Regions from separate parts of the Mus musculus genome. Here all the other regions are linked to region 1. A link is a loop called in an ENCODE intact Hi-C map of the cell type or tissue named here. Cell type or tissue: gastrocnemius. All regions are shown on one strand.

The links. A loop is a pair of places that touch in the nucleus more often than their neighbours do. Peaks named below come from ENCODE experiments on the same cell type or tissue, not always from the same donor. Only the 100,000 strongest peaks of a DNase experiment are listed, where the experiment ranks them.
Region 2: a loop joins it to region 1, with 3 times the contacts of the local background. A loop is called at or near these places in 14 of 42 quality-filtered maps.
Region 3: a loop joins it to region 1, with 2.1 times the contacts of the local background. A loop is called at or near these places in 6 of 42 quality-filtered maps.
Region 4: a loop joins it to region 1, with 5 times the contacts of the local background. A loop is called at or near these places in 36 of 42 quality-filtered maps.
Region 5: it touches region 1 in a loop (3-fold over the local background); 12 of 42 quality-filtered maps call a loop at or near these places.
Region 6: it touches region 1 in a loop (3-fold over the local background); 12 of 42 quality-filtered maps call a loop at or near these places.
Region 7: a loop joins it to region 1, with 3 times the contacts of the local background. A loop is called at or near these places in 12 of 42 quality-filtered maps.

What each region holds. Positions count from the first base shown.
Region 1 is chr13:92,984,661-92,988,660 of GRCm38, reverse strand. No RefSeq gene overlaps it. Among named protein-coding and RNA genes, the nearest start is that of Gm41019, 19 kb to the left of the region's middle. In gastrocnemius, no CTCF peak of the experiment used is centred here; DNase peaks (open chromatin) are centred at 650, 1,271, 1,751, 2,405 and 1 more place; H3K4me3 peaks cover 388 bases; H3K27ac peaks cover 1,744 bases.
Region 2 is chr13:93,142,879-93,146,878 of GRCm38, reverse strand. Cmya5 (cardiomyopathy associated 5) reads left to right here and starts at 2,155. Exons shown (of 13, transcript NM_023821.3): 1 at 2,155-2,521. The coding sequence starts at 2,373. Tent2 (terminal nucleotidyltransferase 2) reads left to right here. Exons shown (of 15, transcript NM_133905.3): 15 at 1-1,024. In gastrocnemius, a CTCF peak has its summit at 2,077 (motif pointing right); DNase peaks (open chromatin) are centred at 2,156, 2,879 and 3,614; H3K4me3 peaks cover 2,451 bases; H3K27ac peaks cover 3,252 bases.
Region 3 is chr13:93,301,920-93,305,919 of GRCm38, reverse strand. Homer1 (homer scaffolding protein 1) reads right to left here and starts at 2,163. Exons shown (of 10, transcript NM_147176.4): 1 at 618-2,163. The coding sequence starts at 622. In gastrocnemius, CTCF peaks have their summits at 2,046 and 2,569; DNase peaks (open chromatin) are centred at 86, 1,070, 1,988 and 2,176; H3K4me3 peaks cover 3,124 bases; H3K27ac peaks cover 3,260 bases.
Region 4 is chr13:93,238,504-93,242,503 of GRCm38, reverse strand. No RefSeq gene overlaps it. Among named protein-coding and RNA genes, the nearest start is that of Gm41020, 42 kb to the right of the region's middle. In gastrocnemius, no CTCF peak of the experiment used is centred here; no DNase peak of the experiment used is centred here; H3K27ac peaks cover 744 bases.
Region 5 is chr13:93,061,519-93,065,518 of GRCm38, reverse strand. It overlaps Cmya5 (cardiomyopathy associated 5), which reads left to right. Exons shown (of 13, transcript NM_023821.3): 8 at 148-294; 9 at 1,929-2,076. It overlaps Gm31745 (a long non-coding RNA gene), which reads right to left. Exons shown (of 4, transcript XR_382755.4): 3 at 2,163-2,299. Among named protein-coding and RNA genes, the nearest start is that of Gm31745, 4.5 kb to the right of the region's middle. In gastrocnemius, no CTCF peak of the experiment used is centred here; a DNase peak (open chromatin) is centred at 1,994; H3K27ac peaks cover 2,570 bases.
Region 6 is chr13:93,067,505-93,071,504 of GRCm38, reverse strand. Cmya5 (cardiomyopathy associated 5) reads left to right here. Exons shown (of 13, transcript NM_023821.3): 7 at 2,077-2,226. It overlaps Gm31745 (a long non-coding RNA gene), which reads right to left. Exons shown (of 4, transcript XR_382755.4): 4 at 1,981-2,813. Among named protein-coding and RNA genes, the nearest start is that of Gm4814, 3.8 kb to the left of the region's middle. In gastrocnemius, a CTCF peak has its summit at 1,787; DNase peaks (open chromatin) are centred at 892, 1,829 and 2,147; H3K27ac peaks cover 290 bases.
Region 7 is chr13:93,717,355-93,721,354 of GRCm38, reverse strand. It overlaps Dmgdh (dimethylglycine dehydrogenase precursor), which reads right to left. Exons shown (of 16, transcript NM_028772.3): 13 at 3,643-3,800; 14 at 737-796. It overlaps AW495222 (expressed sequence AW495222), which reads left to right and starts at 2,180. Exons shown (of 3, transcript NR_045086.2): 1 at 2,180-2,471. In gastrocnemius, a CTCF peak has its summit at 2,183 (motif pointing right); a DNase peak (open chromatin) is centred at 2,195.

The sequences.
Region 1 (4,000 bases):
TTCCGCTCCATTGGAGCTGGGCATTGCTGAGAACAGTAAGCTCGGCGGCTCAGAAGTGATCACTCTGATCCCTTACAGGAGACACCAAACTGACGATCAGGCGGAAACAACAGGATTACCAGCAGCTCCTACAGCCACACTGAACAGGAAGCAGTTCTAGGTGCAGGCAAAGCTGGATAAAGGAGCTCTAATTGGTTTTTAAAAGGGGGGCAGGGTGGGTAGAATATATAAATTCATGTCATTGAAAATCCCAAGGAGGCCCAGGCTTGCATTATTATTTTTACTCTCTTCCTATCATCCTTTTTTTAAATGACAATATGCCTCTGTTCTAGCTCCTCCAACAGAAGAATTTCTCTCCTAATTCCACCGACTCTGCAGTTGGCTGATGGTATAGCTGCTCTCACTGTCTACCTCTAAGCTGATCTCTATGGTCAACATGTCATTCTACTCTGATGTTGAGAACTGAGTCCACACTCATTTTGAGTCACAAGGAGAGAAAACAACACTTAAGCCCCCGGAGCTGAAAACAGGACAGGCTGGGCTGCCCACAGGATTGGGGACCACACAGTCTGCCCACAGGAGGACTGAGGCTGGGCTGCCCACAGGAGGAAGTGGGGCCGAAGCACAGGCAAGGTGAGGCCACTGGAGAGAGCAAGGCAGGCAGTTCAAGGAGAAATTAGATGTAGTCACCAGTGCACATGATCTGGAGAGGCTGGAGATGAAGTGAATGTCTGTGGACTCTAGACAGGGTGTCTGACTCATCTGTTCTCTGAAAGGTCAGAAATATGGGAGGGAGACAGATGGCTAGTGGATGCGAGGGTGAGTGGGAGTTTCAGAGACAGAGGCCAGGGGCTGTTGTCTATAGAAGTCTTTAGGGAAGGAAAGAACAACTTGCTGGGCCCAGATTCTGCCTGCTAGTTAACTGGATGAGGCGGCGTGCCCCACGCTGGGAGGACCGACATCAAGACTCTTCGCGTTTCTGTCCTCAAGGTCCCAAAAGAAGCTTGCAGCATAAATGCAAAGAGGGAAAGGGAAGAAAGAGTTCCTGACTCCCAGACTTTAGAGAGGGACAGGCAACGGTGAGGAGCTGACACTGTCATAAGCATCACGGAGGGGATGCCGGGAATGCCGGCGTCAGTCCAAGATCCAGAGAGGTTTTCCAGGGAAGGGGGTGCCGGAGTTCAGCTCTTTTAGGAAGCATTATGAAGAGATGAGGGGACAGGAAAGAGCCACACAGTTTCTTACTGGGCTCACCAGTGGGTCCCAGGGCCTCACACAGGAGCTTCTGAAAATGTTCACAGGCACCGCACAATTAGGCATCACTGGAGGTCACTGTAGCCCCAGGCTTGCTATGGTGTGGGAGAGAAATGGATGGAGTCAGCGGCAGAAACAAGGCAGGTGAAGAGAGACCCAAGAAAAGACAAAGAGAGTAGGTGGCTGCACAAGCAGATTCGAGGAAAAGGTGGGAGTTTGGGGACGCCCCCACTTTCCAGGGCACACCTATTGCAGAGCCCATTTCTACCCTTCCAGCCTAGAATGCCTCCCCACATCACCCGAGCCTGTTGCAGCCAGCAGAAACAGGCAAGGTAACAAAACGCAACACAAGCAGATAAGAACCTGGGGAAAAACAGTCACTTCTGAAATACCACAGCTTTTCTTTCAGAGACAGGCGATTAAAAATAAGGCGGAAAAGAATACCCCAAACCACGGACAGTGAGCGTCCAAAGTGGCAAAGTCTGTGTATAACACTGCCCTCTGCTGGCCATAGCTGGACCTGCAGCTGAATGGCAGAGGCACCTGGTGAATTGGGCTTTGAGTCACCTGTCCTGCTCTTAAGAAAGAACTGATTCCGCAGCTTTGGCTTGTAAAGTTTCTAGTTGACTGTTCTAATAAGGTTTCTAAAAACCTTAAGGGAATCGATGAGGGTTTGTTTGTTTTGCATTTTGATGTACGTGTAATGGTCACAGTCGCTTAGAGATGGGCTATAACCATAGAACAGTCTCCTAGAATTAACTAACTTTCAAATAATGTCTGATAATTCCATGAAGGTAACAGTAATGAACGACATGAATAGCATGTGTATTCATTGGCATCCTCTGTACATTACATTAAATTTTATATGTGTGTGCAGGTGACATATGAGGGGGGAAAGAGAGAGAGAGAGAGAGAGAGAGAGAGAGAGAGAGAGAGAGAGAGAGAGAGAATGAATATCATTCCACAGGCACAGTCCACCTTTCTACCTTTCTAATACTTTTTAAGACAGGTTCTCTTACTCACTGGCCTGGAGCTTGACAATTAAGCTTTGAGGACTGGCCAACCAGCCCCAGGGGCCCACTTGTTTTTATGTCCCCAGCTCTTAGATTATGGGTACCAAGTCCACCCTGTGGAGGGGAGAGCAGAGATTCCGATGGCCAGCTGCCCATCTCCACTATCTCTCCAGTATAAGATGGTTCACTGCTCTCTGGATCAGCTATCCCAAGGGCCTGTCAGCATTGAGTCCTCTGTGAGATTCTTTTGTTGCTGATGAAGAACTTCTGTTTCCTCCGTCTTATTTAAACCACAGGGTGATCAATGTCACGGGGCGCACAGAGCCCTGACCCGTGTCTCACGATGTGTTGACACATGAGAGTTTCTTTCACTCTATCTTGTAGTTGGTTGTGACAGGCTTGTCCTTCCAGAGGTTGCAGGAAGTCCTCTTTGCTTCCCCGTATTCTTTCATCCGGGTCTTTATTAATAAGGGGCTGTCATCACTAATATCACCAAATTTTCACTTTGGGTCAGCTTAAAATAGCTCAAGTTTTCTTTTTATTGTGAAATAGTCCTACAGAAAGGAAAGTGACACAGAGAGATAGACACAAGATTTAACATAGCAGCATTTTCAAAATGCCTTTACATTATGGATTTCCAAATGAACCCCACGATGTTTGGAGATTATGCCTTGGTTTGCTGAAAGGAACATTTCTATAATGAATTGAATTTTATGAAATTTCTTTGAACAAAGAAAACAAGAAGGATTTACAAATTAGGCAGCTCTTGGAAACAAAGAAGGTTTTTTGGTGTGTGTGTGTGGGTTTTAAATTTTTATTTTTAACCAATATATAAAAATACACTATAGGGTACCATGTGATATTTCCATATATGTATACATTGTATAATGTTTTATATTAAACATACCTGTCCTCAATTATCTCCTTTTCTAGCTTTTTTGAATACGAGTCCCTTGCTGTTCTCCTCGGTCACCACACTGCGACAGAGCAGCACAATGTCTTACTTCTAACTTGATGCCCCCACCCCACCCCACCCCCACCCCCACCCCTCCCCCACCTCCAGTGTGTTCTGAGAATTCCAGCCAGGTGCCATTTATAAGGAAAACAAAGGTGAAAAGTAGACAACAACTAATCAATTACAGTTCCATCAAGCAACCTGTCAATGGCCATAAGAGCTTCATTCATGGTCTCTTGTGTCCAGCCAAGGTTAAGTTTCTGCTTTTAGTCTGTATTGGTTTGATCTGTTGGCCCTAGGTCATCAAGTTGGACTTGTGTAAAGATTTTCTTTGAACAGCTTTCCAGTGACTTTGCCATTGCTGTGTTTTGGTGGGAGTATATCTAGATGTGGTCTATCTTTGAGAGTGTTTCCTGTGTGTTTGAGAAGAATGTTCATTGTGCTATGACTGTGGAAGTGTTCTAGATACACACTCAAGTCAAGGTGGCTGACAGAGTTCAGGTCTTCCACATCTTTGCTAATTTTCTGCCTGTTCTTCTTTTAAATTACTTGTTATCATTTATGTATGAGTATTTTGTCTTCATGTACGTGTGTGCCTGTTGCCAGCTGAGGCCGAAATGGGCATTAGATCCCTAGAACTGGAGTTGAGAGCCACCAGGTAGGTGCTGAGAATTGGACCTGTGAAGTGGAAATTTCTGGTTTCTTTGGAGAGTCAGATGTGTCATGAGATGTCTTTCTGGAAACTATCTTATGAGAGTTGTTTTTGCTGAAGCAGACC
Region 2 (4,000 bases), 160 kb before region 1:
GGAGTTTCTTCTGCTTTCTGATAGCACAGTGAACCTGTGCACTGTGGCTTCGCCTGTTTTCCTGGTTTTATTTTCCTCATGATAGGAAACAGCAGAAAACGGAAACATCAACGTTGAGATTATATCCTACTTGTAGAATCAGATTTCCGTGGATTATAATCTAAACTGGAATTTTTAGGCAGTAAGCCACTACAAAGTGTTTTAGATAAGACAATAAAGTTATAAATAAAAGTTTAATGTTTATACAAAAATCTTTTTTAGTATTTCTCTTCCACATGAAAGTAGTAGTTCAGATGCAAGCTAAGCTGTTTAATAAGATTGTTTTTAGTTTATGTAAATACTTGTAAATTGGTCAGTACCTGTATTGTACATTTAAATATAAAAAGTAATCTTGAAGGCAGTTTTAACTTTTTCAAAGATTGCAAACTTCTTGTAGGCCTACAGTGGTACAATTTGTACCACTAAACTATTTTTTGCAGACCAATTAAAAAACTAAAACTTTCACTTTGTTTGACTTACAAAGGGTGCATATTTTCTTTTTTCTTTTTAAGTTTAAATTTTTGTATGCTGTCAAATGGAATAAAGTTTATATCTGGACATTGTTGAGGTGTTATTTTTCTGTGCAGTTGTTTTTGTGATATTAAGGCTGTAATTATCTTAACTGATCGGAACCTAATCGTGCTTGATTATTGAATGCGAAGAGTGTCTGGGACGAAGCTCATCTGGAGCCTGTGAACCACATTACTTCTGTGTTATAATTAGGATTAGAGCTTTCTCTATGGGTCAGTTTTTTAGAATACTGATCTGTAGTACTTTTGATGCAGTTTAAAAAAATTTACATATGATTTTTTTTCTTGGAAACATTTCTAAGATTTATCCCACATTGTGCAGCGCTTTCTCAGAGTGTATTGAGTATAACAGTTCAGTGTGACCTCAGGTAATGTTTGTCAATCATAGTCCCTTGGGGACGGGTGTTCTACTCTGCAGCACTATGGCATTTAATAAAGCCTCAGACTTTGCCGTAGTGTGGACTCTTGCATTGCCACCATGTTGTTTTCAGTGGTTCCACTCTCCTAGTCAGACTATTTGTTGTAACAAATAGACAAAAGGCTTAAGAAATCTGCATACTGGAATCCATGAGCCAGCACTTAAGATCATATACTCAGGGCAGTCCAGCTGTATCAGCTAAAGGTGTTTGGTTTTTTACAATTTCTTTTCAGTGCTAGGGATTAAACACAGCCGGTGTCTGCTACGCAAGTGCTCCACCCATTGAGCATTTCCCCAGCTGGAGACTTAAAATCTTTTCAATTTCAAGTGAATACTACATTTTTTGTTTGGATGTGCTGTTAAAATATTGTTAGTATTAGACGTGTGGACTCTAAATAATTCTAAATTTTGAGTTAGTTTGAAATAGGGTCTTGGCAAAATCAGTGGTAAAAGAGGATGCCTATCTATACCTCTCTGTCCTCAGACCCGATGTACAGCACACAAGCTGATGTAACTGGAGAATAATACCCTTAGTTTCCATCTCATTTAACAATTGTAAGAATCTGCGATGATTAAAATAAAGGTTTGGAGATCTAGCCGTCTTTCTAACCGTTGTACTAAACAGGTCTAGGCCTTTTCAGAAACATTATCTTACAAACAGAAACAATCATATTCAAAAGACTGCTTTGAGTTCCTGGAGAGGAGCAGGAGTTCAAACATGGAGATTTCAGAGAAAGGTGGTGATCTTGAATAAGTGAACAGGTGGGCCTCTCAGGCAGAAAGAATTCACTTGATACTGTGTAAATACCTGATTTCTAAAAGTGGATTAGTCAGGATTTGATCTCTATGAGGATCTTGGGCTTTCGTCCTAGAGCAGTGGTTGACAGGTTAAGCACTGGCTTTACTTGATCCAATGAGATCTTAGTCCCCTAGGGCGCTAGTTTGTTTCCATTGTCACAGTAAGAGCAGTGGGGCCTTAAGCTAGCTACAAACCATAACGTTATCTTCTCTGGATGCTGCCTCATTTGGCACGAAGCACCCGCAGCTCAGCTAGAAGTGTAAGAACCACCAGGCCACTAGATGGAAGGCTGGGCTGGTGGGTCCTTTTGACGCTCAACACTGCTTTCTGCCCTGGCCACAAAGGCCGCTGAAGATCTGCCAAAACGGGCGGGGAAGTTGGCAGGGACTGGAACCAGAGGAAGCTGAGCCAGGGCCGCAGAAGCTCCGTGGCGAAACTTTCTTGACGCCTTCTATTTAAAGGCTTGGGGCGACCCCGCCCCGCGCGCCGGGAACCCAAGCAGCCCCGCGGGCCCTGGCAAAGTGCAGTCAGACGGAGAACACCGGGCGAGGCGTGGGCAGCTCCGACTCCGGCCAGGACAGGCGCGATGGAGAGCGGCGACAGCGGACTCGCAGCCCAGGGCTTCCTAGGATGGGGTGCAGACGAGGAGGTGGCCCAGGAGCTGGAGACGGAGGAGGAGTCGGAGGGCGAGGGGGAGGAGACGGCGGCCGAGTCGGAGGAGGAGCCCGACGCCAGGTAGCCTGAGCGGGAACCGCCCGGACCTAACAAAGCTGTCCACTCCACAGGTGTCCCGCCGGGCCAGTGGCCACCCCCCCCCCCCCAACCTTTTCCTTTCCCTTTCCAACCTCAGAAGTTCATTTCCCCGGAGCCAAGCACACTGTCTGGGACGCGCCGCCTTCTTTAAAAACTTGAAGGTGCAAGGTGCTTGCTGTCAGCAGGAGTGACAGGTCCGCCTGCAGCAAAGTTCACAGTCGGCCCCCACCCCCTCCCCCACCCCCGCCTCCCAGCTCCTTGTGACTTGCTCGTTTATTCTTGGAGACTTACTTGGGGTTCTGCCTAACCGCAAAACTGTGCTGGAATACTTGCCTCTGGCTCCCCGCCCTGGATCAATCTTGCCTGCCTGAGCTTGGGGAAGGGTCTGGAGTCAGAAGGCTCTGTCCATTACCTTCAAAGGTATGGCAGCCTCCTAGAGTTCTAGCGCTGGGCTAGTTTGCTGTATGGAAGCTATTTTGGTGCAAACATCCCATACACTCCTTAGAGGGAAGAATCATGAAGGCCAGGTGTGGCTGGCCTGCCCTTGTGATTCCAATAATAGAAAGGCAGAAGCAGGAAGACTGATTTCCAGGCCAGCTGGGCTCTCCTGGGTGATGTTTTAGCAACGTCTGTCCTAAAAGTCGTTCTGGTCCTAAATATCTATCAATAAGGCGAATGAGATTAAGTAATACTATATACATACATACGTGTGTGTGTGTGTGTGTGTGTGTGTGTGTGTGTGCACGCATTAAGGCTTTCTACTTTGTCTCTACTTTGTCCCTTTTCATCCAGCCCTAAAATGACAATAGTAGTATGGATGTTTTGTTTAATCGTAAGCATGTCATCAATGGTATCTCTTCCTGGGTGGTCCTATCAAAAGGCTTTGGGGGTGGCAAGTGATGGTTTATCATTTCAGAATGCCCAACCAAGACCAGAATTGTTCAAGTTGGAGTAGCCCAAGAGTGGCATTGAAGGCTGGGGAGATGGCTCCGCTGGTAAGGTGCTTGCCTTGTGAGCTCAAGGACTGGAGCTTAATCCCCAGTTCCTATGGTCAATACCTGCAGTACTGGCGGAAAGCCCAGCACTGTGGCTTGTGCTTGTTATCTCTGTTAGGGAGATGGAGACAGAATCCCTGAGGCTCACTGTGCTGTCAGTGAGTTCCAGGCTGGTGGTGATGGCTTTTTCTTTTTAAGGTAAACTGTACATGAGGGATTGGTCTCCACATGCGTATACATGTAGTCCCGTGTACATGTATAGGGTACCGCCAATTGCAGAAAACCATCAGCTGGAAATCTTGAAGCAACTACCAAGAAGGAAACACACTCTACCCTCAAAAACTTTGCAGGAAACGATAGAAATTATGAGTATTATGACTATATGCTGAGGAGGACTTTATGCTATATAAACACTGTACTGTGGAAGGTCAGAATGAGGGCAGAAGGTCTAGAATCAGCGAGCACT
Region 3 (4,000 bases), 320 kb before region 1:
CTGGCACCAGCTAAAGGTCTGAGGCAAACAGAAAAAGTGAACAAGTCCCTTCAACCAACAGCTTTGTCTCTCCAGCACCCACACCGTGGACATCGAAACACTGCGATTTTCGTTTAATGCCCAATAAACCAAGCTGTACATTTGGTTTCGGATGTTCAAGGATAAAACAGAGGGCACTGCCAGGGCACCAACTTACAAAGGGTCAGTTTCAAGGACTGGAGTCTAACTACTCATTACAATTCTCTCTTTGTAACAGCTGATTATTTCTACAAAGTACTGGAAGAATGCAGCTCTTCTCTTTGAACAACACCGTCAACCAAACCTAAGATGGCAAAATTTTAGTAACCTATATAGCAGTTTGATCAATTAAGAGGTACAGGGTAGACTAGTGCACTGTCTTTATATATATATAATTAATAAAACTATAACTGAGTTACAAACATTACACATTCTAATTAGGACCTCTGGTGTCGCTCTACAATAATGCAAATAAAATCTCTAATTTAAAGTAGTACCCGTTTTGCAAGGGATCGGATTTAAAAATATGGTCACCACCACCGTTCAACTCCACACAAGCATAAGCAGATTTAAAGCTGTGATAAGCACAAAATCCTTACCCCATTTTGCCCAATGAAAACTTGCTCTGAAGTTTCTGCTCTTATGCTACAGAAATAACTTCCAAGGAATTTTCTCCGTCTGTTATTTTGCAGTTGCTTTTCCACCCCCGAGATCTTTTCCGGAGGCAACTCAACAAGGCAGACAATTCAGTTAGTTCTTGTCGGTAAAATGATTTCACTCGCGCTGACACCAAAATGTTCAAACATTTGGAATTTGAAAAGGTTGCGCGGAGAATATAGCACTTAACTATTCCACAAAATTAAGCGTACGTGTAGAAAAAACGCAAAAGCCAGCTTCAGCAAGTCTGATAAAAAATGAGTTCGCTGGTCATTTCGCTCACGTCTTCCACGACACTCAGGCAGCCAGGTTACTCGGCCTTTTTGGGCTAAGGCGGTGGGTTCAAATTTCACCACACCAGGTCCCTGGGGGTGGAGCGTGCAACCCAACGCGACGTGCACTTGAATAAAAATCCTACAGGCAGCAATGCTACTGCCTCCCTTACGTTTAAAAAAAAAAATTATATAGAAGAAATCTCGAAGTGCAAACCCCAGCCGCTCCCGATGTGCACGGCACACCACATTGGAATCTGTCCTTTGAATGTTCGTCCTCCTAAGACTCGGAGCAGAGAGGAGGTGGAGAGCAGGCAGAGAAGGCTGGGAAGGATCGATTCGTTTTCCCGAGGAGCAGCAGCGGAGCCATTTCCAGGCTGGCAGCTAGCTGGGGGCGCAGCCGCCGGGGAGCAGCGCAGGGGCCCGAGCCCACCTCCTTTGGCTTCCCGGCCCCCGCCGAGCACAATGGAGCCCCGCTCGCGGCCGCCCCCTCTTCCCGCCTCTCCTCGCAGCACCCGCGGCCTCGGGCTCCCGACGGCGGAGAATGAATGAATCAGAGAACCCAACCCCGCGCGGTCCCCTGCACCCAGCCCCCAAGCTCCCGGCGGCCGCGCGCTGAGGCGAGAGGCTGGCGGCTCGTCCGAGGCACGGCAGCCGCGGCTCGTGCCCCCACCCCGGCTCGTCTCTCCCGCTCCGCGCCGCCTCACATTCCCGGGGCTGCCGCTGCCTCCTTACACTCCCCTCAGCGGCTGACTCCGTCGGCCCGGGCGGCCTGGCGCCCGTCGCTGCCTCTGACTCCACGGAGCGGGCTCCGAACCGAGCGCAGCCGAGGGCGCCGCTTCCCGGTCCGCGCCGCCGGCGTGAGACGAGCACGGCAGCGGAGCAGGAGAGGGGGCGGGGCGGGGCGGGGCGGGGCGGAGAGCGCGGCCCTCCCGGCTCGAGGGGCGGAGCGCTGCCGCCGCCGCAGGCCGGCGGAGGAGGTGGGGCGCGGCGGAGGCGGGGCCCGGGCTCGGACCGGGGCGCTGAGGAACAACACCGGAGGGGATGAGCTGGCCGGTCCGTCGGTCCGTCCCTTTTTCCTTCCCCTCCCCTAGCGGCCGGCGGCGGACGGGCAGTGCGCTCGGCTCCTGCGCTGGCTCTGGGCCGCCACGGCCTCGTCCGCTCCGCACGCCGGGTGCTCGCGCTGTGTCTCCATCCTCCCCGCAGAAGGACCTTTAAATAGCAACGTCAGCGCGCTCCTCTCCGCACATACGTCACCCTCCGCTCACGTCAGCTTGTGCGGGGGATGATGTCACGCGGCCGGAAGTACTGCTAAATTAGGGAAAGAGCTGGGGGAGGCGGGCTGAGCGAGCTGCTCCGGGCCCACCTGCTCCCGGTTCTCTCGCTTCTCCTTAAAGGCCAAGGCGCCGGAGACAGTCTGAGGAGAGCTCGGAGAAGGAAGCGGCGGGAGGAGGTTTCCTTGGCACAAATGTGCCATATGCGAATGAATCACTCATAGCAACAGTGCCGAAGTGTCGCCGGTAAAGTCCTGTCTCCCTCTCCCACTGGGTTTGCAGCAGCATCCCCGGGCTGTTCACATCCCAACCTGCAGGGAATCGTGGGAGGGAGAGTGATCACTGCTGGTAGACTCGGGGAAAACCACCGTTAATTTTAGGAATCCTAAATACCATTCTGAACATAGTCAACTTTTAAGCTTTCTCCCCTCCTAAAGGCGTGCGTTTTAACTTAAAAAAAAAAAAAAAAAAAAAAAAAAAGAGTAGAGTTAGGAGCAAACCTCTTGTTACAAAGGATAGTAATTAAAGCAGAATGAGATTTCCAAATGTTCTAAATGTTGCAGTTCGCTGCATAGCCATGGTTCTGCAAGGCATAATGAGTCAAATTCATTAAAGTAAACTTAGTTCCCTCAGATAATTACCCTTCTACAGCATCGCAAGTGCCAACGAATCACCTTAGGTCTGACTTACCAAGGATATGAATTACAGTCTGGAAACAAAGTCCTACTTTATTAACACAAACATACGTTTGGGTTCCTGATTATTTTGAATCTTGTAAGCACAATAGCTCTCGAGTATATTTTCATTTTTTTTAATGTGGCAAGGATGACTAGCCGTCTATAAATTTATAGCTGCATATGTGAAATTGTGTTTTTAAAGTCATGAAGTTTTAAAATGGCCCTGTGTTGTTAAGGGCCTTTTATTGGTTAGACTCACAGAATGAGTTTTGCTTTTATTCCATTTAACTTGACAATTGTGGTTCAGAAATAGAAGTGCTGCACCCTGCTAAAGGCCATTAGTACTTCAGTTACTCCAAAGAGTCAGTGACCACATTTTACAAACTAAACTCATTTGACATGAAACATGAAACTCACTTCATTCAAAACCTGAAGTGACCCGAGAAATCCAGGACATGATATTATTACAAAATCATTAAATTGTCCTTAGAAGAATAGTACATCAATGCCAATGCAGTTCAAAAGAAAGTCAGCTAAAATTCTATAGATCATGCCAGGAGTGGTGGGTTTTGTTTTGCCTTGTTTGATTAAGATCTTGAACACCTGGGCTCTCTTCCCTAATCCCTCCTAAGCAATGCAGTTACAAGAATGTCCCTTGCTTGCCTGCTATATGTGGTTTTTAATACATGTTTTTAATGTTAACACATGATTTTTTTAATTAAGGAACAACAATTTTGCTTTTTTTTTCCATTGACATTTTCTTGCTTGAGTTTGGCAAAGTGTTAGGGCTAATTTATAACTAATCAGACTGCCTGATCATTTACCTGAACATTATAAAGTTATGATCTTGCTTTAAATTTGAAATATTAAAAAGACTGAGAGGAGTTTTTTTTTTCCTTTTTTTTCCCACATGTGTGTATGCATGTGTGTGTGCATGTGCTGGAACATGTGTACACGATAGAATGGAAATCAGGTTTAACGTGAGGAGTCTTCCTTGATTGCTGTCCACCTTATTGATGGATGGAGGGAGGGTCTCTCTCTCTCTCTCTCTCTCAACCAAACTCATCTTATCAGGAGGGCTAATCCAACTGACCAGCTTACT
Region 4 (4,000 bases), 250 kb before region 1:
TTAGGTTTTTACTCTAGGACTTGTCCATACACACAGCAAGACCCATGCATAGAATTGTTTTATAGCAGTGTTGTTCATAAAGAGACAACTGAACAGTTTAAGTGTTCACCATCAGTTGAGCGGGTACCTAAACGTGGTCTACTCACAGTGCTAAATACTATGGAGTAGCAAAGCTGAATGAATTATACTTTAGTGTATCAACGGTTGAAGAACTAACACCGTGAACAAGTTACACATAATCCCACATACATACACTGCAAGCCAGGCAGAACGGGGTAACAAATGCATAGTGGTACACATAAATAATTTTAAAAATTAGAAGTAAGGAATGATTAAACAAGTTTTAATGTCTTAGTTACCCAGAAAAGAAGGAAAGGGGCATCAAGCATAAAAGAAACGTTGAAGATACTGACAGTATTACTTTATAATTCTTAAGATGCATCGTAGAGACTTTTAAATTTTTAATTTTATGTTCTTGTTTTAATGCCACACACACTCCCATTGGACTACAAGAAAGCTACGAATGGCAGGCAAAAATTTAGAAGGTAGTGGAGCTGGAAAGAGGAGCGTCCTCTTGTGCCACCACCCCCCTTCAATATTTCCCATGTTTAGGCTTGCAAGCTTAATTCAGTTCTGAGGACAGATGGCAGGGGAGCGAGGCTTGGGGACCATCTTTGAATCAAACGAGAGTGTAACCTTTTGATTGTCAATGGTACTGGGCTGGCAGATATCTGAGCAGAGGCAGCAGAGCTGGGGGCTTTTCCAGAGAGTTTATATCAGAGCAGAGAAGGACCCGTTAAGGGTCTGAAAGCAAAGCAACTAGAAAGAGCAGAGTCGCTTTCCTTCACCCCTGATGGAGTCAAACTCATTTATTGAACCAGTTACATGCGGTTAGCCAGAAAAGCTTTGGCCGTGGTCCTTTTTGGAGTGCAAATTTGCAAAACTTCTTTATAACTGCCATGTCTATTTCATTCCTGGAATTATAGGAGAGAATGAAAAGCTCTGCTAAGATTCAGGCCCCAGGAGAGCTCCCATACAGCCTCGTCTCCCCCCCAGCTGAGCTCTCTCCTCCCTCCTTCCCTCCTACCTCAGTCCTTCCTTCCTCCTCCTTTCTCTTCCAATTAGAAGCTAGCAATTCTTTTCCTAAACCAATTGGATGATTCACTTGCTCATCTCCAAAGTATAACGCTGGCATTCGTTAAGCAGAGATTGCACACTGTATTACTGGAATAATACATGCATTGAAATGACACAAGACATCATGCTGGGGTACTGTTGAAGGGAGTAAGGGGCCTTGGCAGGGGTCTAAATACTTTTGGGTTTTAGGAGACTTTTGTTTTGTTTTTGTTTTTGTTGTTTTTTGTTTTTGCTTTGTTTTGTTTTGTTAAAAAGACTTCCTCATAAAATGAAGAACTGTTTGTTCCCCCAAGAGATGTGAAAGACATAAGATTGCAGATTTGAAATGCTGCTCTTATTGCCAGAAACAATACTTTGGTCCTTAAGTGCTCATAACAACAGTTCTCCCACCCCTCCCGGGTTAGCAACTTACTGCATCTTGTCAGGAATTCTCTCAGGAAATGATATCAGATGCTCGGCCCGGCTCTAAACCTACTCACCACCTACCCACCAGCTCTGGTCTTCAACACTCGTTTTCTTCACTGCCTGCTTGTTTGGAGGGAAGGGAGAACGGCGAGCCTCGTGATTTACGTGAAACTACTTCCAGGAATCTGCCTCAGCTCTCTCTCTCTCTCTCTCTCTCTCTCTCTCTCTCTCTCTCTCTCTCTCTCTCTCTCTCTAAGATTTGTTTATTTTATTTACATGAGTACACTGTAGCCTGTCTTCAGACCCACCAAAAGAGGGCATCAGATCCCATTACAGATGGTTGTGAGCCACCATGTGGTTGCTAGAAATTGAACTCAGGACCTTTGGAAGAGCACTCAATGCTCTTAACCGCTGAGCCATCTCTCCAGCCCCCTGTCTCAGCTTTAGAAGGGTGTTTTATACCAGGTGTGGTTTGAACATTCACTCCAAGGAGAAACATCCTTCATTAGGTAGGTTTGAGTTTCCAAAGCAGACCCATTACTCTCAGATTTAACTAGCAGGGCAGACTTGTAGGTCAACCAGTTTGATTTTTTCCACACGGTGTTACTTTCAGATGGCCACAGGGCGAATTCCCTTTGAGGTTTCTGGTCTTGTAATGCAAGTTCTAGCAAACTGCTCGGCAGCATCTCATCTGCGGAGACCTCCCAAGTCTCTGAGTTACAGAGTTACAAGCGGTTTACTCAACATGGCAACCTGAGAATTTCAGCAGGCTCAGGCGTCAGCTCAAACGCTGGGACTTGCTCTGCCGACGTTGCCGTTATTAGCTAAAAGACTCTGAGTACCTGGGACTTTATATCTAGGTTGCACATTGCACCCGAACACCTTGATACCAGGTGTAATTTTGGCTCAGGCGAGGTAAAGGAAGCGATTCTCTCTCTCTCTCTCTCTCTCTCTCTCTCTCTCTCTCTCTCTCTCTCTCTCTCTCTCTCTCTCCCCAGCTTAGGCGGGAGGGGGGGGGCGGGGAGGCGGGGCGGGGGGGGGCGGGGAAGGTCAGTAGCCACAGAGGCTTTAAAAAAAAACAATAATTGGTTTAAAAGATAACAAGCCAGGAAAAAAAGAAGGCAGAAGGTAATCAGATTAAGTGAAAGGTGAAAAAGAGCAGAGAGCAACTCAGAGAGTGGGGCAGAAGAGAGAAACGGGGTGGGGGAGGGGAGATAAGATGTGGGAGAGGACACAGAGAACCAGAAACAGATGCAAGAGGAGTTTGTGTGGAAATCTTAAGCCTTTGAGTGTCACATACACTAGATGACCTATAGCTTAATTTTACCTTTAAAAACAATCAAAAACCTCCCACATTTATTGTACAGTGCCTTTAAACTTTCTTCGAACATAGTATTGCTTTTTCTTGGTGCATTTGATCATTTTGCCCTGTCATTTAATTTTTAGAATGCATTTTACTTACATCTCTCATTAATGTGATAAGATGTTCAACAGAAACTGCAGCTCGGTGGAGGACTACTTTATATGGGCTCATGGTTTAAAGGTATCGTCCATAAGGCACCGAGTCAGGAAGGTGGTGAAGTGAACTCTGTCCAGAGATAATGGCCGAGACTGCTCAACCACACCTCGGTTATCTAGCCAGGGACCGGGCCTGTCAGATGGTGCCACCCACATTCCAAGGTCTTCTTCCCTCTTCAGTTAAACCTTTCTAGAAGTGCCCTCAGACACACTCACGTTTCCATAGTGTTTCTACGCTGAGTCAGACTGACAATGAAGACTCGCTGTTGTAGAAATGGATATGATATATCCTGTTGAGTTTAAACAAACTATTTGAAATGGGATAAAGCAAACACATTTAGCCAACGCCTGGCATATCATAAATGCTCAGTAAACACGAGTCCCTTTCCTGTGGAACAGTGGGTTCAAATGTTTTCACTGATGAAAAAGATAGGAGAAAAAAAAACCTAACAACTAATGGACGCTGCTGTAAACACGTGCTTCTTTCTTTATTGAGTCTAAACTTTAGAATATAAAGTCTTCACAGCTTTTTTTTTTTTCCTTTGGTGGGGAAAGAGTCCACTCAGCATAGAATTTGGGGCCTCAGTATGTTAACCAGTCTACACTGCATTGTGCCTGGTGCCCCTGCTGGTCTTTTTACCAGAGCTATCAGTCAGCCACAGAATTCGCTTATTGCATTCTTCCTCTCTTGCTATTTATATTAGGAAAGGTAGTGCTAAACTAAATTAATGGCTCTACTCTTACAGGAAAGCAGAGTGTGCTTAATTTTTTTTAAAGATTTATTTATTTCATTTATATGAGTACACGTCAGACACACCAGAAGAGGGCATCAGATCTCATTACAGATGGTTGTGAGCTACCATATGGTTGCTGGGAATTGAACTCAGGACCTCTGGAAGAGCAAGAAGCCAGTTCTCTTAACCGCTGAGCCAGAATGAGT
Region 5 (4,000 bases), 77 kb before region 1:
ATATCCTAAGAGAAAATTATCACAAATAATATTTGTAAAGTTATCAGTTTGAGTCTTCTGTAAAATTTACAGACTATGTTTTTCAGTAACTAATTTTTAGTTTATTATATAAGACATCTTTGAATTAATAATTGGGTCTTGTGCTAGAACTGGTAGAAGAATATAGATTAACAGTGAAGGAAAGTTGCTGCATATTTGAAGACTTAGAACCCGATCGATGTTACCAAGTGTGGGTGATGGCTGTCAACTTCACCGGATGTAGCCTGCCCAGTGAAAGAGCAATTTTTAGAACAGGTAAGCAGATGCTAAGATGTTATTATGAGTTAATAATGAGTTCTTCACAGACTCTTGTCATCAACCAGTAAGTATTTAAGAAGCACTAGCTATGCATTGGGTATTGGGCAAAATGCTGGGTATAAACTAAGACTGCACTGGGGTTTAGGGTGGAGCTCATTGGTAGAATGTCAGTCCAGCAGCACGAAGCCCTGGGATCATCCCTCAAGTACAATAACAATAGCAACAAGATGGAACACTTGGTCTCGAAAAAACAAAACAAAACAAAACAAAAAGATGGAGTGCTTGTTTGCAAGAAGGTCAGAGTTAAGCTGAGAAGTTAAAAACCAGAAGATCATTAGGAATGGTTGACGAGGGCCTAGGCTTACAGGCGTTAACTATGATAACACACAAGAGAACGCCAAGACAGACAGGGGAAGGGCAGGCAGACCCAGGAATGGCTCCCTAGAGCTGAGAACTGCACAGACTGCGTTACATCAGCAGTTCTCAACCTGTGGGTGGTGACCCCTTTGGAGGTCAAATCCAAAGGCTCACAGATCATATATTTACATTATGATTCATACCAGTAGCAAAGTTACAGTTATGAAGTAGCAACGAAAATAATTTTATGGTTGGGGGTCAACCACAAAACTGTATTAAAGGGTCACAGCATTAGGAAGGTTGAAAACCACTGCTTTAAAAGATAAGCTGGCCTAGAGCAGATTCCTCTTAAAGAAAACTTGAGCAGACATGAAGTATCCACTGGGGTATGAGGCACTGGAAGAGCTTCCGTATTCCTTAAGCTTGACAATAAGGAAAGACACCATTTTTAAAAGGCTTAGCATGTAAGGTATAATTGCAAACTAGGACTAGACTTCCTTACATAGACGTGAGAAAACCCAGACTGGTTTCAGCCATGGTCTTCGACTGGGAATATACTCTCATGGTGAAATCTTTTTGCCAAGCGCTCTGAGACATATAGCAAAGGCTGTCTTGCCTTTAAGATCACTGCAGCCACCTCAGGCAGGAAGTAGCTTATTCCTGCCCATTGGTCCTTTATCCTTCTCCCTGCCTTTAAAAGCAAGCATTTGGCCCTGCATGGTGGCCCATACATAGACTCCCAGCCCAGCATTTGGGAGGCAGAGGGAGGAGTTCAAGGTTCGTAGCAAGTTCCAAGGCAACCTAGGCTACATAAGACCCTGTCTTAATAACTTAAAACACAGAGGCAGACGATTCTTTCACCCAAATCTTTACTGACCATATACTGGGGACAAGATTATGTCTACCTTTCAGGTAAAAGGAGAAGGGAAAGAATATTTGTATTTGTTTATATAGTAGTTATATAACACAAACACTCTGGGTCTCATTAAAATCAAATTTTGGGGGACTGTTAGGGGATGGGAGAGAACCTGACAGTTTGTAGTGCAGAAGAAGGTGAGATACTTTTAGCTATATGTGTGTGTGGAGGGTTGTTTGGTTTTTGTTTTTTTTGTTTGTTTTTTTTTTTTTGTTTTTTGTTTTTTTTTGTTTTTTAAATCTCCTTTGAGTTTTTAGCTCAATTTTTTTTGATACAAAAATTAAAAATAAAGACATACTTAAGTAATCTTCTGAGAGTTGCCCCTGGTCTGTGACTAACTTGTCTCTATCTCGGTCAGCACCGTCCACAGCTGTGATTCATGTAGAAGACTGTACTGTGTGTTGGAACACTGCCACTGTCAGATGGCGGCCTGCCAACCCGGAGGCCACCGAGACCTACACTCTGGAGTACTGCAGACAGCACTCTCCTGAGGGCGAGGGCCTGAGGTAAGGCCTTCCACAGTGAGGCTGCCGGGAGCCCAGAATCCATGCTCCAGGCCCCACCCCGGCTATCTATCTGAGCTTATGCTTACCCAGCAAGAAAAGCATCCTTGAGTCCCGCTGAGCTAATTAAGCTGTTGACTTGATTTGCAGTGCCATCACCATTCATCAATGAACTCTGCGTCTATAATAGAACGAGCGCATGCTGCAATGCAGAATAATAACTCCCCTGTAAGAGAAATGTATGCAAATTTTAATAAAATAGAACATTCTTTGAAGTATATTTAACTTGAATCATTAGTCAGGATTTATGCACATTCTGTGCCATTTTTACTAGCTCTGTCAGAATAGGTACCACCTAACTCAGGAAACTAATAGTGAGCGTATGTGTAATGTAAATCTGATTGTCTCCACCATATATTAGCAACATAAAGGAGCTAATGACACATATATTATCACAGAGACAGACCTGCTTCTCCAAGAACATGAAGAATATAGAGATTCTTCTAGTGTAAAGGGAATCTGAGGCTCCCTCACTAAAATGATAAAGCTAAAATTTATCAAGGAAGGACCACATATCCTCTAGGCAGTTGTTAAATATTAACTCATCTATGAGGTGGTATTTCCTTACCTTCTGATGTCATGGCTATAGAAAGCCCCTTCATATACCATGATAAATATTTAGAGTACTAATTACTACTTACTAACTGATATTTTAATTTTGATAGAAGATATTTTTGGTTTTGCTTTTCATTTTTTTTTGTTCTTTAGCCACATTTACTGAGATAAACAATTTTGTCAGGAAGTTAGGAGTAATGGTATAAAATCAAACAACCTTTTAGTAATGTGTACTTAAGCTCTTGATTAGCACCATGATCGAGCAGCTATTTATTTAGTTATGATATAAGGTTTCATATGACTGAACAATAATTATAGTTTCTTTCAGGTTGAAGACAGGTGTTGCTAAGTAATGATCAGACAGTGTATTGGGTTTGGGAATATGAGGAAGGGTGGGATGCAGGCACTTCTGCAGAACTGAAAATGCAGTAAATATACAAACACAGCAGCCTGTCTGTGTATCTTCTGACTGCTGGGAGGTAAGCTTCAGGAATCATTAATGTTGTTTGGTTGGTTGCTATGTAAAGCCACCAATGTGTGTCAGTCTGAGAGCTCAGAAAAGCATGCTGTGATCTCAGGATAGTCTGACAGAGCACTGCCTGAGATCCAGGGCCTGATGCTGGCCCTGGTTCTACCCTGGGTTCCTGTTGGCTACTCTCCCTGAGCTGCTTAACCCTGGTTGCAGTCCTCTCATGCTTCATCTATCTCAATGGGTTTCCGTTTGCCAATCCCTGACACAGATCAATGACAGGGATGGGAGACTCTAGTCTGCTACCTTTTGGGCTTGTGAGGATCACATGAAATCAGGGACAGGAAAGATGTTTGACATTGCAATATGCCACCCAAATGCAAGGCTTTAAGAGGGAAGCCTTCCTTTGGCAATTGTGCTAGCCAATTTCCAGAAAAGGTTCCCAGGAGTCAGCCAACATTTGAGAGGTAAGCTCTGGTCAGCACAGAAATAAGGAACTCCGGTATTGTGATGGTGCTGGCCCAGGTACTTCAGATACCCTCACAAGGACTCTAACAAGTTCCTCAGCTAGCAAGTGACAGGGAGAATTCAACCACAGATTTGTCATAGTTAAAGGTTCAAATCCTTAGCCTCTGAGTAAGATTATTTAGGGACTCTTTAACTCTCTCTGCAGAGCCCTTGATGCTATGAGAATACAATTTTAGAAACCCCTGAGTCCTAGGGTGGTCTCTCCTACCATCAATGAGGAAAGCCAGTTCCCAGGAAAGATCAGCCTGTTCACAGGGCTCTGACGTGACTCATCTTCTGTGGCATGCACCTCCAGCTGGCATTTACATAAATCAT
Region 6 (4,000 bases), 83 kb before region 1:
TCCCCTTTGGAGCATGTTTAAGAGTAACAGTATCTCCTGTTTGAAGAAAAGGATATTTTAACTTTAACTCTTTGGATGGGAAACAAAATCACTTCTAGCCTGCATGTTATGCTTAGTTCCCTGCAGCGGCTCTACCTTAAAGTTAGGTGGTAGGTGGGGGGTTGACAATCAGTTTTTAAGTTTGTGAAGTTGTGCTAGAGAGAAAGGATATAGAACGATGTTGCCATTTTTTGCAAGGTTAGCTCCAGTCCTGTGTATAATTTATACTGGGAAGATCATTCACATTATTCATGCTCCAGGAAGCTCTCCATGCTGCTTCAAAGACTAATAATAGTTGAAGTGCTTTGTTTGGCTGTTCTATAGACCTGGGCCACACAACAATCTGCTGGATCCTCTCTGTGGACGAACACCTTCAGAGCAGTAGCTCTCAATCTGTGGGTTGTGACCCCTTGGGGCTGTCAGATATCCTGCATATCAGACATTTACATTGCAGTTCATCACAGTAGCAACATTACAGTTATGAAATAGGAACGGAATAATTTCATGGTTGGGTGTCACCACAACAGGAACTGTATTAAAGGCTGTAGCATTGAGAACCACTCTTAGGTTCTCTGTTAGAAGATACAGCTGTCAGTCTTCAGGGAAAGGCGGAGGCAGGCAGGAGGCAGGCAGGTGTCTGCTCAGTGTGTCCTGTCTCTATGGCCTCTATGACCTGCCTGCCAGGTACTCAGACTCCAGTTCAGCCTTCACGATTAGGAGTTCTTTGCTCTCTTCTCTACTGTTTGTTCCTCCTGCCACGGCTGTCTTGCCACCCCAGATGCTGCTTCTAGCGGACACAGTTCAAACACTCGATCTACATTATCTTGCTTCGTTTAACAAGCCTAGGACATAACCCTGAGGCTATGTGATGCAGAGAGGGGGAGGGGTGCCTCTCGTTTAGAAGCCAGCTTCTGTTCTGGCCTATGAACTTCACCATTCTCCTCGTTTGCTCCCGTTTTTTATAACTGCATCACTCCTCACTTCTTTATCTTTATTGAATCATTTCAATTGGTCTTTTTATTCCATTTTTCAAATTCATTTATTTTGTTTTTCATTTTTGACCTTATTGATGAACTAACTTTTTTTTTCTTTTCCCTGAGTGTCAACTTATAAATTCGGCCTACATTATTCCTGTATGCTTATCTCTCATGAACTTGTTGGATGGGGAAGACACACACACACACACACACACAAACACACAAATTTTAAAAGCATGATGTCTTTTTAACTATGAGAATAATCTTTTTCTCTGATGTGTAAAATATGTGCAATGATCTTGTTTAATAAGTGCAGGAAGATAATTGCATTTTATGCAGCACTAGTGTTCAATACACATGATTATAAGTTTCAAGAATCTCCAGTAAAACACTTGAGGATATTGTTGTCTTTAAAATTCAGAACCATGGATTACATCAGGCATCTACAATTTACATGGCATTTAATCAAGAGGTCACTTCTACTCTTTTCTATTTTTACATCTAATTAAAACAATTGTAGGACTATTATGTTAAAAAAAAGATGGATTGCAGCTTTAAACATTCTAGTCTAATATTTACTATGTTTCCTTCACTTGAAGATCCTATATCTGAAAAAGATTCACTGTTTTTTATTGTTATAAACTGTGCCAATATAGAACAGTATATCATTTTCTTATCTAAAAAGCATATCCAAAGCCAAGTTATTGCATAGTCAATTAGTCAGTGTAAGTTTATTTCTCTAAGTATAAAACTACAGAGTAGTTATGCAGTGACCCCAGCTGGGGGCGCACTTTTGTTCATTTCTATTTGTGTTGCTTATGCTCTTACAGAAATGCAGGGGAAACAATGGAGGGACGCGCACGCTCCTCACACTCCACTCTAATAGTGGCTGTATCAAAGGAATGGAGTTAGGCTGCAGGTTGCAGTGGGGAACCTTCCTACTTTTATCCCATAGATTTCTGTATTGTTGGTTTTTTTTTTTTAACAACACATTGAACATGTTTTAAACACAACAGTCAGTAAAATAGCATTAGTCATAGTGAATTGTGTTTCCTTCCAGTTCCACAGCCTCCCAGACTAGAACCCCAGGAACCAAGCTCTGCTACCAGCACAACAATTGCAGTGTACTGGAGCGTGAACAAGGAGGATGTTGTGGACTCATTCCAGGTATACTGTGTAGAGGAGCCTCAGGATGATCAAGAAATAAATGGTAAGATTGCTGCAGAGCTACAGATGCTGGCATATATTTCTGCATCTTACTGTAAATTAAGGTCCTATACACGTGACAATTGTATATAAAAATATATAAATTAAATTGTATATAAATAAATATATACACATTAAGATATTATACTTCCACAAAGCATTTTTTAGCCACTTACAGGAATGATAACAAAATCCTTCAACAACCACATACTACTATGTTAGAGGAAAGGAACAATCTGGAAATTGGTATCAGGGGAGAGCATTCAGATATCACAATGGTCAACACGAGCATTGATACTGAGATTCAGATTAGACTTTGAGGGCTCAAAATAACAGGAGCAAGTAAGCGATGCTCATCTTCATGAAGGCAGTGTCATCCGAACGTTTCAGAGAGATGGAGGTTTAACTGTGCTGAAGTCTGAGAGACAGTGTGGTGTGCTCTGCTCCGTAGAGGGGAGGTGAGCTGTACATAGGCCAGTGTCCTCCACAGTAAGTTTCATGCACACACAACACTGAGTATCAGGTTTGTAGATTCAGAGTTCGCAATCCTCAAGGTGTGGGTCTAGGTATGGTATAGCCATCCAGTGGCACCTAGTAATGGGAGATAGACGTGACACTGCTTAGCGTGGAGAACAGATGGCAGACCTCCCAAGCTAAACTTTTGTGCAGATCTCTCTGCTCAGAACTTCTGATGAGGCCTAAGAGCAGGCAGCTTGAGGTTGTATATCCTGATGAGTCAATCAGTGCGGGGAGTGCTGGCATTCGGTGTTGCTTGTTGAAGACAGACCCACATGCTTGGGAAATTAGATGAGCATGTGGCAGTATCAACAACCCATTGCAAAACGCAGGAGCCCAGTTATAATGAGGAAAAATATGGTAGAATATCTCACTGTTGCTAAGACTTAACAATTATTTTTTAAAGTTGATTATTTTTTTTTCTTAAAGACAGGGTCTCATGTATCCAAGACTGTCCTGCAATTCACTTTGTAGCTAAGGATGACCTTGAGGTTGTGGTCTTCCCAGGCCTATTGGCTAAGTGCTAGGATTCAAGGAGTCACTATACACCTGGTTAACATGGTCATGGGGACCAAACCCATGGTTCCTCCATTCTAGGCAAACGTTCCACCAACTGACCCACAAAATCTAAATCTTTTGAAATGTAAAGTTAATTTAGACAAAAGTTTCTGTGGAGGTAACTGTGGGCACAGTATAAAGTTGGTTAAATCCATCTCTAGAGACAAAAATGACCTGTTACCATATAACAGTGACGATGTATTATGTGACTCTGACAAAAGACCATACGCCAGATATTTCCTGGGGAGTTACAACACACACATATATCTACTTGGCCCATATAGGGAGCCATGACAGACCAAATTATAGATAACATCAAAACCGAACTTGGGGAACCAATGAGTTTTATTGGGTGACTTACAGGAATATGAAGGGTTATTCACAGGAGCAGGCATGACACAAAAACAGCTACATCATCAAAGCCTATCCCAGTGTGGGTGACAGATCACAGAGCTGGAAACCTGGAGCACACTTAACAGTCTGCAGTCAGCTCAACAGGTTAGAGAAGCCTTTCCAGATGGCTCAGTTGGTCTGAACCTCTTCCAGAGAGTTCAGCTGGTCTCTTTCTTCTAGGTGTCTGGGGTTTTGTCAGAGTCATCTATGTAGTATGTCTTTTCTGAGAGTGACTCTAAGCAGTCTTTGATGTTTATTCTTAGGGGAAGGGGGAAGGGTTAAGGGGAAGAGGGAAGGGAAAGAGGGAAGGG
Region 7 (4,000 bases), 730 kb before region 1:
ACTGGGCACGTTGGAAACACATCTTGTGTTTACATTTAGATGTTATCATTAGACGCAAAACTGAATCATAAACCCCTGCTTAACCCAATGTGGCGAGGCTCTTCTATCCTTTAAGCATCCAGGGAAAGTCAATGTCCTTACTGCTTGCTTAGCTGACGCGCAACCTCACCAGCCACCAGGGGTGGCTGATACACACACAACATACATGCAGCACAATTTCTATAAAGATGCCTGTTGAAATCTGTTAATCATCTTGTGATTTTTACTAACTTTCACCTTGGGTTTTAGTCTTCTTTTAACTATTTTTAAAAAATTTTATGTGCATCGGTGCTTTGCCTGCATGCATGTCTGTGTGAGGGTGTGGGATGCCCTGGAACTGGGATTACAGATAATTGTGAGGTGCCACGTGGGTGCTGGGACTTGAACCCAGGTTCTCTGAAAAATGCAGTCAGTGCTTTTAACCACTGAGCCATCTCTCCAGCGCCTTGGGTTTTAAGTCTTAACCCTTAAAGAAGTTGAGTTCTGCTGCCTTACGTCTCCAGGCTCTTCCACAGTGAAGCTGATCAAATTACGGCGGATAATTCACACGGAGCATCAAGCCATGTTTAGTATTTATATTCAACTCGTTTCTTCTGTAGTCACACTTGGCTAAGTTTTAAAGAAAGCGTGGCTCTGTCGTAAAACACTGCCATCACCTTCACATTCATTTCATACACCCTGGGGAACGTAAACATACCTTATTCAGCTTCACGAAATATTCCAGCCCAGCTTCCAAGGGGTTTGTGTCACAGTTCATCTGGAAGGGAAACAGGTTTTGAATCCCAGGTGAGCCTGCTAATTTGGTTCACTGAAGAACTGCGCTGTCCTTAAAAGGACTTCAGAGAGATCTGCCTGCCTCTTCCTCCAGGTAGGGGATTAAAGGAGTTCACCACCACTCCCAGCAAGTACAGGGCGAGGGGAGATGAAGAGATTACTAAAACAGAAACAAACCCATTACCTTCACTCAGCAAATACTGGCAAACACTGGCTCCCACCTTGAGCTGATGCATAACAATGATAGAAACAGAGACATCACTTTCTTATATTAGTCTCCCCAGAATTAAGGACACTGGATGGTTTTTGAGTAAAGATTCTTTAAAAGACCAATTATGGACTAGTCTCTGAAGCAGTATTTTCCATTCAAATGAAGCCTTTGGCAAATGCTGTTATTTTTAAATATGGCAAACACAGAGACTGAACATTGGGTTGGTTTCCACTGCTCTTTTATTTTAAAGGTGTTAATGAATTTATCTGTTTTCATTGCGTGTACATGTATGTGTTCATGTCTGCGTGTGGGTGTGTGCAGGTGTGCTCTCCCAGAACTGAAGTAACGGGGCTGCCCATCGAGGATGCTGGGAACTGACCTCTGCTTCTCTGCAGGAGAAGCACACACAGTGCTCTTAACCACTGAGCCATCTCTCTGGCCTCCGATCTTTTACCTTAATAAATATTTGAAGGCTAGTACATGGTGTTTCACAAACAAGAATCTCATGTATGTTATGTAATAATTTTAATTACATAATTGTGTTTTTAAAAAAGTAACAAGTAACTTTGCTTAGCTTGCATTTAGCCATGAATGGGGGTAAAGAGGGGAAAGCAGGTGACAGAACACTGGCTTTTGCAGAGTTCTAGAAAGAAAACGGGAAGGGAGGATTAAAGCTCAGAACTAGCTGACTCGAGATAGGATGCATCAATTCAGGGGAAATCCAATATTTAGTTCTAAACCTGAATGAAGTTAGGGGGTTTTTATCACTGTTTTGTTTTTAAGGGGTTTTTGAAGATTCTAATTTATACGATGAGAACTGAGGGGAAATGAAAGAGATGAACTCAGGAGGAACTGCTAAATGTATAGAAATGGGAACAGAATACCTCGATGTACTCAGTTAAGTGTTAATGAGCAGAGGACCTTTCTGGAAGTCGGGTTTTTTGTTGTTCATTTCTTTATGGGAATGAGAACTGCCTGCTCTAACCTCCCAAAGAGTCGACATAAACTAGATAAACGTAAGACTACTTTACACCACATAAAAGTGTTCTCATATTTCCTAAATTAGTTTGAGTTACTCTGAAATTATTTTTCAGTCTGCCAAAATTAGAGATTTTTTTTTTCAGGGAAACAGAGCGACTTCGCCGATGTTTCTGCACTAGAGGGCGCTCTGGCACTGTTGGGAAAGAGGACCCTAAAATGGAGCCCAGGGAGAGGAAGCAGAAGGAAAAACAAAAAAACCAAAAACATCAGAAAAATTGAGGCTAGAATACAGCGATGTTTAACTCTCAAGGGGTGGCTTCTCTGTCCTTTTTCCTGAGCATGGGGACAAATTTGTTTTGTTTTCTGAGGGCAGCTGGCCTTGCCTGAGTCCTGGCTGTAAACTTGAGTTCGCTGCAGCAGGCAGGACCGGCTTCCTGCAAGCTTGCATCAATGAGAAGGCCCAAGGGTAAGTACCTGAGCTCTCAGGTTAACCTAGAAATTAACTGTATAGTGTGTTTGTTCGGCTCATTACTAACCATCTCTACGTCTGCGCTGATTCTTTAGGATAAATACTCCATTTTATAAGAGAGCAGGCCAGCCAGCCAAGAGTTAAGTAAAGGATAGATTTAAACCCCAGAGTCCCCACTCGGAAGCTCATGTTTACAATGGCCCCTAAAACGTCAGTTCTCTGTAAAAGTTAGGGTTTTGTTTCTCCCACAAGGTAAATAGGACCCTGGTCACAGGAATCTGGATGTTGGGGGCTCAATGAACCCAGTGAATGTATGCAAAATAAGAGTCGTGGTAAAGCTAAGTCATAGAACAAGGGCTTCTGGGAACGCGCATAGGGGCTTTATCTTGATGACAACAGTCAATGTGGGAAGACCCTTCATAATTGTGGACACCACATTCCCTGGGCAGGGGATCCTGGGTAAAGTGCAGGAAGCCAGTTAGCAGCTGTCCAGGGGCTTGCAATCATTTTAGACTATGGATGTGACATGACCAGTTCTCTCAAGCCACTGTCACTGTGACTTCCCCACTCTGAAGGACTGTAACCTGGACCTGTGAACTGAAAGAAACCCTTTCTCCCTGAATTCGCTTCTGTCAGGGTATTTTTTTCCCCCACAGAAACAGGAAGGAAACTAAGACAGAAGCAAAGCAGAATCAATGCATATAAAAATGTTGTGTAAGTGGTTAACAATTGTACACAGAGAAGCTCTTGATTCCCACTGGTGGGGAAGACTAGACCCACACACACGGGACCACTGTCCCTGTCCCTCAAAAGAAAAGGACATTAGTTCGCCTAAGGATGATTGTGAGAGGGAAATGAAACGTAACAGAGGGAAAGCAAGGATGTGAGAGGTGATACTCAGATCCTCTGGCGTGTGCCTGCCAGAAAATGTCTGGGGTTCACCACTAAGCAGGGGGAATTAAGGCAGAATAAACGTTACCCCCAAACCCAGTCAGTGCTCATCTGGAAAGCAGAGAGGCAGGGGAGTTCTTTCCCTACTCAAAGTCATTTAATGGCATTTGATTTCTCTTCTAGCTGGAACTGATAGTAGTAATGCTATGAAAACTAGTCTCCCAACATTAGATACAGTAAGGTAAGCATCCGTTAGTGAGGATGCTAGCATGCAAACCTCGGAGCCCCAGGCTCGGAAAGCCTTCTCCAGTCTCAAAGCGTTCAGGGCGTAAGTTCCAAAGTCGCCGATGCCCTCCTCCTGGCCGGCACTCATGATGCGCTCATAAAGCGTCGCAGAATCTTCTCGTCTGTGGTACAGCTCCCAGCCCAGCTCACCTGAAATGCACAGGCAGGGCCCACACAGGCATGAGAGTGGTGCTGGCAGGGCCTGCGCTCACATCCATTAACTAACACGTGTAGGAGAAAACCCCACCAGCACAAAGCAACCTTTGGTGGTCTTTAAAAGAACAGCTCACAAGGAGCAGTCAGTTCAGTGACCATTTGTGTGTAAGCCTGACTCCTGCACAGAGAGACTC